2 separate regions of the Mus musculus genome follow, and region 2 is linked to region 1. The links are chromatin loops, found by intact Hi-C in ENCODE. Cell type or tissue: left cerebral cortex. All regions are shown on one strand.

Region 1 (8,000 bases):
CAAAAAAAATTGTTGGTGTCAATGGGTAGGAGACCAATGGTTACCATGTGTTGGAACTTGTCCCTGAGTCCAGATTCTGCAATCCACTGCAGGAGATCTACAGTTTCATAGCTGCAGGAAAGACATGATAGATCTATGATTGAAGATAGAGAGAGGTAGATGTTCCCTCATTACCTTGAAGCCAATTCTTTGGTAGCTTCATTTACCTGTTAACATAGTCTCTGCAAGTACGTTTCCAAGTCCTAAACTACATGCTTGCAGTCAAAGCTGTATAGTGTGGATTATTGGAGTCTAGCAGTTGTTCTGATCTTATTGTTTATCATCAGGTTTTTATCCCTTGTCTCAAATTCGAAGAAAACTTTGAAGATTTTGGCAAAATAGAGTAGAACCCAAGGCACTCCTGACACAGGTTGAATCCATTCAAGGGAGTCTCCTGTTCATTGGGGGTCAGTCAAAGAAGTAAAAGTAGATACTCAATATGAGGGCCTGGCTCTCCTCTCTATTTCCCATAACAGTGCCTCAAATTCAACATCTATAAGGTGTTTCCTTAGATTCCTGCGGATTGCCAAGGACCAGAGAGCCCAGAGATATATAAACAACCAGGACTGTGTCCTATACACAAAACTGTGCAACCAGATGCTAGATGATATTGCCCAGGATCTGCCCTGAACACAGTATGTTGACATACCCATCTCTCTTCAACACATTGTACCTTAATGAAAATGTTGGAATAGATTTTCAGTTATGTTCTTGATAGATGGAGGGGCTGACACTGTCTGTATATAACAGCTCCTGCTGTAGTCTGTCAGCTTGGGCAACTAGGGTAAATGTCAACCCAGGACAGAATTTGGTCAGTAGTTTTTAAAGAGAGAGGGATGATCCCATAGTAGAAATAGCCTGTGTTGACATCATCTCTTCTATCTTTATTGCAAGCTTGGTTTCTCAACACAGTTTGCCTGTGATTGGAGGGTTATATGAATCCTCAATTACAGGTTCAATACTTAAAGCTGGGGAGATGAGGCAGAGGGAATTTTATGGATAGAGCACGTTAGAAATAAGGGGTGTGGGAGGAAATGTCTTAGCCAGCAAATGAAGACTGGAGTATTATCCCATGCAGGGAGTAGTGGCTCACACTTGTAATCCCAGTACTGGGGAGGTGGAGACCAGGATCCCTAGAGCTCAGTTGCTTAGCCTACTTGGTGAACTTCAGTCCAATGAGAGAACATATCTCAATGGAGGTGGATGGCTTCCATGAAAATGATACCCAAGGTTGTCCTCTGGCTTCCATGCACACCTGGACAAACAGGAGCATCAGCATATACATGAACACACATGCACACACATGCAGGGTTACACATGCACTCAAACACACACACACACACACACACACACACACACACACACACACACATACACACACATGGAGAGGGAACTTCAGAAGGGCAGACAGAGAAAAATAAGAAAAAAACAGAAAGACATGGAGCAAAACCTGAAGAGAGATTGTTTTTAAAAAAAGTGTGAGAGGGGGAAGAGAAGAAAAGGGAAAAGAAATAAAGGAAGAATGGAAAGAAGGGAGAAATAAAGAAAGCAAGGGATGGAAGGAGGGAAAGAGTGGGAGGGAAATCAGTAAAAGAGCTGGTAAGAGATGAGAACAAAAAAGTACAACAAAGGAGAAAATAAGAGAGGAGGAGAGAGAAGAGAGAGGTGGGAGGAGGAGGAGATGGAAAAAAGGAAGAGGAGGAGGAGGAAGAGGAGGAGGAGGAGCACAAGTCGGGGTAATCCAGTTTTGCACTAGCAGAGCCTTCTGGGTTTCTTAACCTGACCTCCATTGGCATATGTGTCTAGAAAATTTGTGTCACAGTTGGAACTTTGAGCACCACAAGGTGTTTCAAATATCTCTGGCCTCTACCCACTAGACTCCAGTGGCACCTCCACCCACAGCTGTGTCAGATCCAAACATCTTAGAAATTCCTCCTGTGGGCAAAATTACCCTTTATCAGGAAGCACCTAGTGAAAGGGTCCTTGTCCTTCCAAGTCTGCCTGAGCTCAGACTGTATATCCAGTGGAATGAGGTGCCTGTTGCAAAGATTGCTTATGCTCTTTTTCCATTGTCCCCGATGGTAATTTAACACATTACTTTTATATTAAAACAAATGTAGATATATTATAGAGTAGAATCCAAATTTAAGACTGGAAAGAAATTTCATGTCTGAGATGAGGTGATGTTGGCTACATTCCCAGAACCCTTGGCAGATATACGTTCACATCTCTCAGCCTTGGAGGGAGCTAATAATAGCTACCAATTATTGAGTGCTGACCAGGGGCCAGGAAGTCTCCGGACAATCACCCATTTGATCCTTATAGTCTGTCATCTTTCGGATGAGGTGACTAAGGCCGAAGAAGGTCCCAAAAACTAATTGAGGGACCAGTAGCTGCTCAGTGACAAAGAGATGTGTTGGAACAACAGTCTGTTCTTTCTGGGGATGTATCTCAAAGCACTTTTGGAAATATCTGTGGAAAAGTAAGCAAGGAAGACAGCCAAAGCCAATACCCTACAGCTGGCTGGTGGGAAGGCTCATGAGAGAGACGGGTTCTTTAGACAATGATAAAATTAAACTGGGTATGGTGTTACATGACTGTAATCCCAGTACTTAGGAGACAGAGGTAGGAGAACCAGAATTGGAAAATCACCCTCAATGACATAGTGATTCCATTCTATGGTTTTTGGTTGCCATAGACATAGAAAACCAATTTAGGGGTTACTTAAATTGGACCTGAACTTCAAGCAGCAAGACCTCAAGGACTGGGATTCAAGGTTAGACTCTACTATTGTCTATGGATTTTCTTACCTCTCTAAGATGAAGTGCTAGGACAATCAACACTATGAATTACAGAGTGTGAATGGGGTAGGGTCCACCACAGGAGTCCTCAGAGTTTCCAACATGGAATGGAGCTCAAACACAACAACTCATTGACCAAACTATTATCTTACTATTTCTTGGGTAATTTGGAAAAGATTTTTGAGACCGAATCTTGTTATATAAACTCTGCTATCCTGAACTAGCTATGTATCTTAGGTCAGCCTCAACATTGCAGTCCTATATTAGCTCTCAAATGCTGGGATTATAGTCACCTGCCAATGTCCTGGCTCATTCATTATTTTCATGTCTAAAATAATCACTAGGAGATAAGAAGTGGGCAGGCAAGATGTCTCAGTGGGCAGAGGCTTGCTGTACAAGGCCTGTGTTTGGTTCCTGGAGCACACTTAAAAGAAGAAGAAAAAACAAACAAACAACAACAACAAAAAACCCCCGACTCCACAGAGCTGTTCTCTGACCTCCATGCATACACCTTGGTGCACATATTCACACACACACTAATATAAATAAATAAATAAATAAATAAATAAATAAATAAATAAATTTAAAAATAGGTAAGGAGTAAAGGCCTCAGGGTCTCAGCCCTTCCTGGAGATCTTTATAGTTGCTGGAGGAGGAGGGGCTTTCTTCAGGGGTGTAGTCACTGGCAAGGTGCCCACACTCATCTAAATACCCCCTTATGCTCCAGTGAACAGCTCCAATGAAACTTACTGTGTCACACAGGAAAAAGACATGAAGGTTGAAGGGGGACCATGTGTGAAAAGGAAGGGCACCATCCAGGGGGAATGTCGTGAATGTTATCAGAATCCATTATATACAAGCACAGAAACGGGGTTTACAGATATACCCCATTATCATGAATGATTAATATATGCTAATATATGCTAATATACACACACATACACACACATCAACAGGAGCAAGGAGTCTAGATCTAGGAGCTGAGGACCCCATATTTAATATTAGCTAACTAGAAGGCATATGGGGAAAACCATCAGTATGCATATCTCATCCCCAGAGCTGCGTATGTCTTTTAGACCCATGGGTGAGTTTCTCCACATCCTTCTCTCTCTTAGGACTGAGATGTTGAACTTTCTCACAGCACAGTTTTCCAGCATCTTCCAAGCACCCATTGCTTTCATCCCTGAAGAACCTGAAGCACCTCATCCTTGGTCCCACCCCTTGTGAGTTGCAGAGCCTGGCTTGTGTGACACAGGTCACTTCTCGTGACAGAAATTCACAGAGCTTCTCTTTGCCAGTAATATTTACTCATTGAATACAGCTCATAATCACTGATTGCAGTGGTTATCTGTCATGCTTAAGCATGATCTTAAGTTCTTGTTACCAGGAAGGGCACCCATGGCTTCCACCAATTGAGCATGTGTGGTGTGTCTGCACTTGACAGGCATCGTCCGAGGCATCCTTACCTGCCCTTCCCTACTCACCTGCCCTTCCCTACTCACCTGCCCTTCCCTAGTGGGGATTCTGTGATGCACATTTGATAGACAGGGCACCAAAATGGAGGGGTTTTAGAGTGGGATGGGGAGGAGGGTAGAGAAGGTAGGTGAAGATCAAAAATAGAGGAAAGAGAAGCTCTCTGCTTTCGTGTTCCTCGGCTCCCTGCACAGCATTCTGGCAGTACTTTCTAAGACCAAGATAACTCTTTACGAGATTGATCTGACCCAACCGGATTAGATGGCTGAGACTTCTCTAACAAAACACCACAATGTGAGTGGCTTCGCCAGGAGCTACTGGCAAAGTTGTAGAGGCTGTAGGTCTAAAATGAAGGTGTTGGCAGAGGTTACCCTGCTTAGTGCTGAGGGGAAGGGTCTACTTCTGGCTTCTTTCTTTGGCTTGTCAAGGGATCACCTAGTCTTTTGGAGATACTGTAATAAAATATGGTGAGCTAGGTGTCTTGTCAACAACAGAAAGTTATTTCTCACAGTTCTGAAGGCTGAGAATTCAAAGGTCAAAATGTCAGTAGATTTGATGTCTGATGAGGGAGGGCTCTTCAGCTTCTAGAGACGACCAGCATCATATGATCTTCACTTGGATGTTCTCAGAGGGAGGGGAAGAAGGAAAGAGGGACAAGTAAGAGGGGAGGGGAAGGAGGGAGGGAGCAAAGGAGAGAGGAAGGGAGAGAGGAAGGGAGAAAGGGAGAGAGAGAGAGAGAGAGAGAGAGAGAGAGAGAGAGAGAGGGAGAGAGAAAGAGAGAGAGAGAGAGAGAGAGAGAGAGAGAGAGAGAGAGAGAGAGAGAGAAAGCTCCATCACACTTGAAGCTAATTTTGAGGACACACAAACACTTATCAGATAGCAAGGCTCATCCCTTCCATCTTCCCACAGTATTATAGAGTGTTATAAGAATACCCACCTTGTTGAATGAGGAAGCACCCAATGACCCAATTTCTATTTGCTCCTTTTTTTGTAAAATCAGGATTCTATCTGTAAATGGTGTCCTATTCTAATTCTAGGGCATAGACATACAACATATGAATTTGTGGCATGAAACAATTTAGCCCCAAACACCGGTCATGTGGGTGAGCAAGTTAGGTTTAACATCTTCTTCTGACAGCCTTGTCTTACCTGTCCAGAAGCCTTCTCTAGGAAGGAGATATTGCCCAGTCTAGGCATCCTTGAGCTTTTATTTCTCTAAAATAACCACAGACTGCCCCTTCCCATTTCAGCCTTGAGATTATGACTCTGTTGTTGAGTAGAGCCATCTGCCCCAACTAGAAGACTCCAGATCAAGGTCCTGAGAGCAGAGATCAAGCTGGGGGATTCGCTAACTTCCTCCTCTCTACTCAAACCATTCGCTGCAGTTCAAAGCAGAAGGCAAGCATGAGCAAGGACTGGAGAGGTTCATGGCTGTGGCTGAGAAGTCTGAGAGCTCTGGTTTAAAAATAGGCAAGCTGAAATAAACACTGGGGGATGGCACCAAAATAGAGTGGTAATTGATCTAATGCAACTTTTGCCTCAGATAACATCGTTATTTGTGAAATTATGTCAGTGTTACCCCTGCCAAGTCAGCACTTACAGGACGCGGCTTCTAATTTAGGAGTAGCACTGTTTGAGGCTCATCTTAGAAGACGGAAGACAGGAACTCAGCAGGCGCAGGGTAGTCAGACTTTAAGAGCTCTGGCTGGAGGATGGACTTTAGGAGCTTGAAGCACCAGGACAGATCCATTAAAAAGCCAGGCACAGTGGTACACTTCTCTAATTCCAGCTCCAGGAGGGAGAGAAGGGGAGAGCCCTAGAGCTTGCTTGAAGCCAGTCTATCTGAATCAAAGAGCCCCAAGCTCATGAGAGAACCTGTTTCAAAATATTAGGTGTGGGGGGCGGGTGAGCGAGGAAGACACCCAATATTGACCTCTGGTGCCCATGTATGTCTGCACAGTCACGTTCATACATATACCTACCTACATGAACTCAAACACACACTGCATGCACATGTGAACACACACACACACACACACACACACACACACACACAGAGAGAGAGAGAGAGAGAGAGAGAGAGAGAGAGATGGCCTACAAGCCCCCATTCCAACTTTCCTTTAGCTAGCAGCATCTTCTAATGGATGGAGAAGATGTGCCTTGCTCAGGCATGTTGGGAGTGCCTGCTGGAATTTCAAACATGGTATGGTCTATGGAACCTGCTGCCAAGCAAACAGCAGTTAAAGAGCAGGCAGAGTTCAGAACCTGAAGGCAGCAGTAGCACCTAGAACCTGATGCTGGTAGCCTGCCTTGGACCTAGTATACACATCTGTCCAGAGCAGCCAGTCAAAGGTGGTCAAAGGTCTCTGCCTAGATGACTCCATTTATGCCAGTGAACCATTAGAGAGGATATTATTTTCTCCACTTTCCTTAATTGCTTCTCTTTGTTCAGACCAGAGGCCACAACCTCTTACATGACTCCTGCACTAAAAATCTTTTTTTTTTCCTGGCATGCCCTGAGTCACTTTAGGATCTGCCATCCAGAAGGAATTACTAAACATAGGTCCTTGACTCTTGGGCTAGAACTATGAGCCAATATCAATCTCTTTTCCTTATAAAATTACCTAACCTCAGACATTTCATTATAGTAAGAAAGACCAGACTACTATACCATGCTATCAACAGTGCTGATAACAGTGCCTGCATGATGGTAGTTGTGTCCAAAACAAGCATAAGAAAGAAAGAGTCATTCTATCAAACAATATATTTTATACAAATGTATTCTTTCATGGACACTAAATACATTTTAAAACTTGGTTTTAAATAACTTTAAGAATACTTCCACTTGAAAAAAAAATCCATAAACAGGGCTGAGGAAATAGCTTCACTATATTAGGTGAGGTCACATTGCAATGATAAAATACTCAAGTTATAAACAGTAAAACTTTGTGGTGCTTCATTGGTCTGGGGCTTCAGGCCAGGGTTAAGTGACTTGTTGCTTCAGACTGCTGGTAAGGGTATCACATCATGTCAGGAGGATGTATTGGAGCAAAACACATCATAGCAAAAGAAACTCTGAGAGGAAAAGGAAGGAGGCGTACCACAATCTCCCTGGGACACAACTCCAGCGATTAAATAATTCCCCATTCGGCCCTGCCTCCTAAAAGCCTTCATACCTCCCAGTAGTTACTCCTTCAGGATGGAGCCAAATACATTGAACTTTGGAGCTCATACACAAATCCAAGCCATGTCTCACCAGACAAACTTGCTTGGGTTTGGACTTAAAGAGCAGAACATTTAGCTGCCCTGTCCATTGGCTCCATGTCTGCAAACAATGGGCAGCAACTAAGATCTTGGCATGAAATTGGCATGAAACAATTCAGCCGCAAACACCAGTCATGTGGCCCAAGAGTGGCCAGAAGAGATGATAGTGCCACAGGGAGAGTAAGATCAGACCTCTGGCTCCCATCTAAAAAGCTGGGGATGGCTGTACACATCAGTGACACTAGAGCATGAAGGTGGAGACAGGCAGGTCCTTGGAGCTTCCAGGCCAGGTAGTCTACCCAACCAGTGAACTTCAGATTCAGTGGGATATCCTGTGGCAAGCAAGCAAGCAGGCAGGCAGGCATGCAAGCAAGCAAACACTGGATAAAGGTTAAATATATATATATACATAAATCTAGAAAG
Region 2 (8,000 bases), 97 kb after region 1:
GGCCAGACGGCTTCTACTTTGGTTGCTTGTTTGCCTAAGTTTAATGAATGAATAAATAACATGCCTATTCATTATCAACTTTTGAGTGGAAATAATTGTTGTGTTCCCTCATTTACTGGAATAATGTTCCTTGCTCGTGGAATGCCTTCTGCCTCCATCACCACAGCACTTCCCTCCGCCAGAGCTCGAATATACATCAGGCTCACCTTTGAGAGCAGCCATTGCTCTCAAAAGTCCTCCAGGGCCTCGTTCTGTGCACATGCATGGAGAATGCTCATTTATGGAAGGAGACCCTGGGACCCTCAGTAGCAAATGAGTCTGGTAGCCCCATTAATTTCTGAATACACACCTGGGGTGCCTGGGGTGCTTTAATGTAATTACTACTAAGAAAGTTGAAATCCCTATGTACTTTGCCCACAGAAAGCATTTTACAGACAAGAAACCCTCATCCCCTGCACGGTGTGACCATGTGTCTAACCTTGCTCATGTGAAGTAGGAGAATCATCATGGTGAGTTCCAGTGGATAGGAGATATACATCACTCCCGAGCCATCACTACTCATCCCTAAAACATTAACAAACATTGGCCAAGCACCTATTCTGGGCAGGGACTGAAGATGGCTGGATCCCTCACCTCAATCCTTATTCTGGACAAAAGATATTTTCTTAGATATTTTTCCCATCACTGTGATAGAAGTAATTTAAGGAAGGGAGGTTTTGTTGGTTGGTTGGTTTTGGTTCTTGCTTGTTTGTTTGTTTAGCTTACAGTCTGAAGGAATAACTCATAATGAAGGGGAGGCATGGTAACAGAGGCAGAGTGTGGCAGCTGGTCATGTTATATTTCAGAAAGCAGAGAAGCCTGATGGTCAGTTCCGTTTCTTTTCTTGATGCAGCCCACTGCCCCAGCCTAGGAATGGTGCTGTCCACATTTAGTATGAGTCTGTCAATCTCAATTTACCTAATCAATAATTCCTCACATGTGTGTCCAGAGGCTTGTCTCCTAGGTGATTCTAGAGTTTGTCCAGTTGCCAATCATTATTGAGCACCATGGATACCTACCCAGTGTTCCAGCATCTTTTACTTCTCTGAGGACTTTATTCCTTCCTCAGAGATCTGCTGAGAACACACTTAACACACTAGTCCCGTGACTAAGATCCTGAGATCTCATTTCCCTCAGGATCCAGCTGTAAGTCCTTCACTTAGCTCCATGGCTCGATTTTATGCTGCCAGGTCCTCATCCTGCATGGGACACTGTGTGTGGTCCGGTCCTTATGAGCCCTGAAGTTTATGTCTCTCTCCTCTTGGAGATGCTGTAGTCAGCTGTCCAACACATGAGAATACAGGCAGTTTCCTGAATCTGTCAGGATTTTCATTGCTAGGCTGTTGCCCACACATCCCTGCCACTCACCTCCAAGACTACACTACACTCTTTAAAATGTTAGGTAAAGGCTGTCACAACTTGAATGTGAAATGTCCCCCTACAGGTTTATATATTCGAACACTGTTTCCAGATAGGGGTACTGTTTGGGGATGTTGTGTGGCCCATGCTGGTTGGTCATAGCCCAGCATTGCTTCAAGTTTACCTCTGCTAAGATATGAATAAGTCATGTCTCAACGCTCCTGCTGCCATGAACCTAGCTATTCTAGTTGCCCTGCCTTCTCTGCCACGATGGACTGTACCTTCTGAACTACGAACCAGAACACCTCCTGTTGTTGCCTCTTCCAGATATTCTGTCATAGAGCTGGGGACACCCATTCAAATCCCTAGTGTCCTGTAGATTTCTGATAGGAGACAGAGTGATGTGATAGGGACTGGTGGGGAGTGTGGAAAATTTGAATATGTGTACTCATCTTTAAAAAAAGAGTGGCTACCATCCAGGAGCATACAATTTCTCTATTTACCAGAAGAGAATGTGGCCTCTGTTTACGTATCCATAGATTTTCAAAACAGTTTGGTTCTAAATCTTCCACTACTTAAAATTATGATACACTTCTTTTTACTGGAGTTTTAAAGATGTACAGATGAGTAGACGTGGGCCCCAAGCTCTCTGTGTAATTCTGTCTGATGACCCTTGATTTCGGTTCAGGTAGACATTAACAGCATACCTCGACAGTGATCTAACCTGCCCTTTGAGTTAATATCAGGGCTTGTGGCTCAACTGACTGCTGAAGGAATCCAAATCACTGTACCTCTGGAAGTTAGCATTGTTTAGAACTCAGTGATGCTCAGTGGAGGCAGAATATGAATACAAATGGATGAAAATGTAAGTCATCCACTTTAGAAAAAAACTGGGGAGGTTGCTGTATCTTTTTAGTGGTGAGAAAAAGAATGAGTTTGTTTTAGCTAGCCTTCAACTCGGCTATGAGAAGAGCTGGCACCAACCCATGAAAGACAATTTTAGAGAGGACACTCAGCCCTGCTGCCTAAAAATACCTATTTCTGGATGGATGGGATGGCCACTTCCAACATCAGTACCTTTAATCGGTTCCATCTTAGAACATTTCCTTCTAGGGCATCCCTGCTGGCTTGCTCGCCCTGCCAGCTCTGGGAGACAAATACAAAGAGACAATTAATCCTCTTCCCATTGACACCAACACTTGCTGTGTGGCTTCAGACAACATTCTTCCCTTCTCAGAAGCCAGCTGCCTCAGATGCACAGAGAGACTTGGGGGTGGACGGTGAAAGCTGAGGTCTCCATCACTGGTAAATAAAATCAGATAACTGCCTAACCCTAGAATGGGTCAGGGCAGGGCTTGGGGTTCAGCTGGTAAGATGCCTGATTTTTATGTTCACGAGTCTCTGGGTCATTCCCAACAACACAGAAAATGAGTGAGATGATATAAGCTGGTGTTCCCAGCACTCGGAGAGTTGGGACAGGAAAATCACAAGTTTAAGATCGTCCACCTATATAAGAGCTTAGAAGCCAACCCTGGGGCTAGTGGGACCCTTCTCAAAACAAGGAAAGAGCAATAGAACCTTCAAACCTGTCCCCTCTCAACCCAGGGCTTGTCAGAAATGCATGCAAGAAGAGGTGAGCCAAGATTCCAGCTGGGTAAAATATTAGAAGAGCCAAAGCTCACATCTGTCTGAAGGGGCGGTTACTGTTCAATGCCAGCTAACTGGTACCACGTGGGAGGAGCAGCCCAGAGTTACCGCATCAACTAAAAATGTAAAGCTAAACCAGAAAGTCATGATTTTATATAAAAAGCCCCAATGGCTTAAATGTTGGCAGCTAAATCACTTAAGCAAACACAATCTGCACCGGTAACAGAAAACATTGACCTTGGATGGATTTAATCCATCCCTAACTTAATCCTCCTGAGGACAGGAATGAAAGCTGATTGGCTAAGACACATCATATGCCCACCACCTTGTGGTGGTTTCCTGCGTCAAAGTGGGGGAAGTTAAACAAAAGCAACATATGTCTGCCACAAGGCACAGACCCAAAAGTCTAATACCATCCAGACCGCCTACTGGTCTTGCTTTTGTTGTTGTTACTTCTTTTTATTTTTATTTATTTATTTATTTATTTATTTATATGATTTAACCAGACCCACGCATCGTTTATTTTGAAGTGTCTGGAGTTGAAAAGCAGCCATAAAGCTATTGTGAACAGACTTCCCCTCACTCATGGGATTCTGCTTTCTCAGAGAAAGCATGCATCAACCTCTAAGCCACACATCCACTGCATCTACCCAAAGAGACCCTCGTTCACTCCTGGGTAATCCTGACTTCTTAGACACTGGCTGCTGTTTGTTTTCCTCTCTCCAAATCATACATATTTCATCCTCCGCCTCTTTTCCACATCAGCAGAATCTACTCACAGCACCAGATTCCTCTCACGCCCCCAGGCTCCATCCCGATTAACTCTATTTATGTAATTTATTTTGGCTGCCTGTTTCCCATTTGGGAGATCGATACAAATTTAAATGAGAAGTGAGAGTATTTGCAGCCACTTCAAGTGTTGATCAAACACAGGGCCCCTGCTCTGGGTCTGCATGGGAGGAATGAGCTAAGTTCTGGAGAGATGGAGGAGGGGAGGAAAGAGAGAGGACAAGGAAGGAAGGAAGGAACGAACGAAGGGAGGGAGGGAGGGAAGGAGGGAGGAAGGAAGGAAGGAAGACATAAGGAGGTAGTACAAGAAAGGAGGGAAGCTCAGAAAGAATGAATGAAAGGAGGGAAAGGGATGAGGGGGGAAGAAGAGGAAGTACTGAGGAAGAAGAGGAAGAACTGAGGAAGAAGGGAAGAGGAAATGAAAAAAAAGAATGAGGAAAACAAATGGCCAAGCCAGTTTTCTAGTCCCAGAGCCTGGGTGGCAAATACCAGGAGTTTTGAGTCTTTAACTAAGCGTTTACAGCAACGTCTGCATGCTGAGACATGACCAGAAGCAAGTCAAACCAATTATTGCTTACGGTGGCTCCCACCTACAGCAGAACGATTCTGCTGGTTCAAGTGTACATAGCTTCCAGCTGTCCCCCATTTCTCATAGCAGGTGGGGACCTGCTGCCTCTGTCTGGATCTGCCAGAACGTGGGTGCTATTTGTCTGGTGAATATTGAGATCTGGAATTCTGTCTGTGTTTCAATGTTCTCTCCTTAATAGACAGAGGGTCTAGGCTCCCAGAAACAGACCCAAATTGTATGCAGTTGCTGATATGAGGTAGAGAATCCCTTTGTTTTGGTCCAGGAACACCCTTTCCTTAGCACTTAACCCTGGCCACCACTTGTTTTATCAGAGAACAGGAGGCTGATGTTGCACACATGGCAACAGGGGATGGGATTCAGGAGGCCACTGTCATGGTTTGGTTTTGCCTTGTTGAATCAGAGCTGACGATGGTGTTTCAATCTGTGGAGAAAGCTGCAGGTTAAATCAGTCTGCAGAACCCGCTGAGTCTCCATATGGTTCCCACATTTATATTTTAAAGAAATAAGAGAATATGAGAGACTTCGATAAACTCAGGCTGAAAGAACTCCTACCAACTAGAGAGTCGAGAAGCTGGGAAGGCCAGCAGCAGGGTGAGCTCAGACTGGAACGTGCAGGCTTCACCAATACAATAACTTGAGTCCAATTTCCCAGAACCCCCAATAATTTTTCTGTAATCCTGGCACCAGGGATGCTGACACAGGCAGATCGCTCAGACCATCAATGGCAGAAAGGGAGGACCGGGCATCAGCGACTAGGAAGAAAGTGAGACTGCCTTTAGTAGATGCTCAGAGGGAACAGAAGGGACACAGGCAGATGCAATGCAAGTGTGGCTGAGTCCATCCACTGCATGATGACTGTGACCCATGGGGGAGCCAGACAGGCCCATGTATTCTGATACGGAGGAACAGCCACGGTGCCATCATAAGCAAACCCAAAATAGTAACAACAAGCACAGACAGCAGGCTTGCTCTGTGGCCCGAGAATGAGTGTTAACCTCTGTGTGAGTTCATCCTTAGGAGTGAAGTCTGAAAGGCATGGAGGAGGAAGCTGCAGACCCCTGCAAAGGTTGTTTCTAAGGCTGGGAGATGGCCTTGCAACCCGAGCATGATAATCCACACAAAATGCCAGGTGCAGCCGCAAGAAAGCAAAGAGGAGACAGGCAGATTCATGGAGCTTGCTTGCCAGCCACACTAGCCTACTTGCAAAGTCCCCAGGCAGTGAGAGACCCTCTCTCCAAAACAAGAAAGATGTGAGGTTCATAGGAACAACCTGACATTTTTCACAGGGGTACAGGCATGCAAGCATGCATGAATTTGAACACACACACACACACACACACACACACACACACACACACACACCAGACATTATTCTTTCTTTGTGTTTCGGATGAAACTCTTTGGGGAAATTTGAAAGCAAGCAGCTGAGGTCATCAGGTTACTGGGCCTCACTTCTTTGAGTGAACTTAACTCAACGTGGCTTATCCTGCTGTGAACTGAGCATGCCTAGAGTCATCCAGCTCTGCCATCTTTGCATTGTGACTACACGCTGTGTGCTACATGTCTTGGAAGTGAACGTACCCAGACGTGGGTTCACCATCTCTCCTTCTGAACTCTTGATCATGACTTTAAACTGAGCATGCTCGCTCTAATATATGTTTAGTATGCATAGCTCAGGCATGCCGAAGCCGGCAGTGTCTTCTGCTTTAACAGGGAGGCAACACAAGCAGCCTCTGGGTGACTTACTTCTGGGCAGGTCTCAGCTTGAAGACATCTGCATGAAATCTTCCCGCAAAACCGAATTGCTTAGTATTCGCCAACCATACTGGGGAGAGCTGGGAAGCAAGTTTGGCTGTTTCTTTTCTACATTCTTCTTTTCTATGTAATTACAGAGGGGTCAGTAAAGTACAGCGTGGGCTATAGTGCACTTCTACACCAAGAGCATCACTTGGGAGTGATCCCAGTGCTCTCCTTTCTTTCTGTGGCGATGTCTCTCCATGCTTTCTCTTCAGCTTTGCTCCCTGGCTTCACACTAACCAGGAGCCCTGTGCCTCCTGCACCTGGGGGTGGGGGGGTGGGGGTGGGGGTTCTGAAACTGGGCTGACTGGATCCCCTGTTCCCCTTCAGCATTTAGGACTTCCAAGCTAATTAACCCCATGGTGCCTCAGTTGCTCAACTGTCAAGTGAGAAAATTATCGAGGAAATTAGATGAATTAAGCCTAGAAAATGCTTAGAGCTGGCCCTAGTAATCTTTTCATAATCTCTTCACAGACATTAGCTATTAATCTTCACAGCACTGATTCCATGCTTCCTCACGGAGACAACAAAAGCTTTACCCATAGACACAGATGCCCCTGGCTTTTAAACAAGAAAATTAAGGTGGTGTGTGTGGTTTGTATGTCTTGGTCTGTGTATTATTTGTATTGTGTGTATATATCATGTGTGTATTTGTATGTGTCTGATATGTGTGCATACATCTATGGTGTTTGAATGCTATATATGATGTATGTATACATGTGCATGTTGTATGGCGTATGTGCCTATGTGTAAGTTCTATGTGTACTATTTGGAGTGTATTACTATGGGGGAGGGTGTGTGCCTTTTATGTGGTATGCTAAACTGATGATGGAAATTAAAAGAGGAGACTCATTGCTTCATCATTATAGTTTTATTATTGAAGGTTTTCAACTAATGTTGCTGATATTTAGTAATTAGAAATCTTAGGGTTATAATAGTTCTTTGAATACCGAGGGATAGTGTTGGTGGGGAAAAGGTCCCCCCACTATTTTGACCACCCCTAAAATTTTTCCTTCCCTCCAAGCTTCTCCTGTTCCAACAAGTAAAGGGTTAATGCCTTGCCCCCAGTATGGGGCACCTTCAGACCCCTTACCCATTGGCTGTGCCTCTCACTACTGCGTTACCTGCACAAGGGCTACTCTCTCCCTCCTCTCTCTCTCTCTCTCTCTCTCTCTCTCTCTCTCTCTCTTCAAATCTTTGAACAGCTATACAGTATGTCAGGCAAGGATATATGCACCCCTAATCAAAACAGTTTGGGTTCCTAGGGTTTTGGAGCCTGTTTCCCTGTGCCCTATCCTGCTACCCAGGACAGGGATATTCAAATTACTCTCTACCTAGTCTGGCATGGTAAAAAAAAAATGGAACCTCTGAAAGAATAATAAAGACTTACAGAATGTAACTATCACCCACTCTTTGCTGTAACCTACAAGGTGTCTTCCTTAAATTCAATGCTCAAAATTTCAGAATAATACCAGGCAATAATTACTCACTTTGTAGTTTCTAGATCTGGCTGTGGATAGAAGCCAAGTCCAAGTTTGCACAAGTTAGAAGAGAATAAAGTGTCCTTGGCTTCAAATAAATAGCAGTGCCAATAATAGACGCTAATGTATTGCATCCTTGGAGCTTGGAAGGAAAGAAGCAAGCAGGAGCATTAGATAGCAGGCTTAGAAGGTAAACAAAATGCCTTTAAATTGGCTCTTTTAGCGGTGGGGCGATGCATGACCATGGGAAGTTTCAGCAAAGGCAGGAAAAATGAAAATGGGAGCAGTGCTTTAGGGCT

The links. A loop is a pair of places that touch in the nucleus more often than their neighbours do. Peaks named below come from ENCODE experiments on the same cell type or tissue, not always from the same donor. Only the 100,000 strongest peaks of a DNase experiment are listed, where the experiment ranks them.
Region 2: it touches region 1 in a loop (7-fold over the local background); 2 of 42 quality-filtered maps call a loop at or near these places.

The regions. Positions count from the first base shown.
Region 1 is chr7:117,352,055-117,360,054 of GRCm38, reverse strand. No RefSeq gene overlaps it. Among named protein-coding and RNA genes, the nearest start is that of Xylt1, 25 kb to the left of the region's middle. In left cerebral cortex, no CTCF peak of the experiment used is centred here; DNase peaks (open chromatin) are centred at 2,260, 2,519, 4,317, 5,899 and 1 more place; H3K27ac peaks cover 1,576 bases.
Region 2 is chr7:117,255,206-117,263,205 of GRCm38, reverse strand. All of the region lies in intron 2 of Gm39075 (a long non-coding RNA gene), which reads right to left. Among named protein-coding and RNA genes, the nearest start is that of Gm39075, 31 kb to the right of the region's middle. In left cerebral cortex, a CTCF peak has its summit at 3,330 (motif pointing left); DNase peaks (open chromatin) are centred at 3,855, 4,509, 4,883, 7,736 and 4 more places; H3K27ac peaks cover 2,174 bases.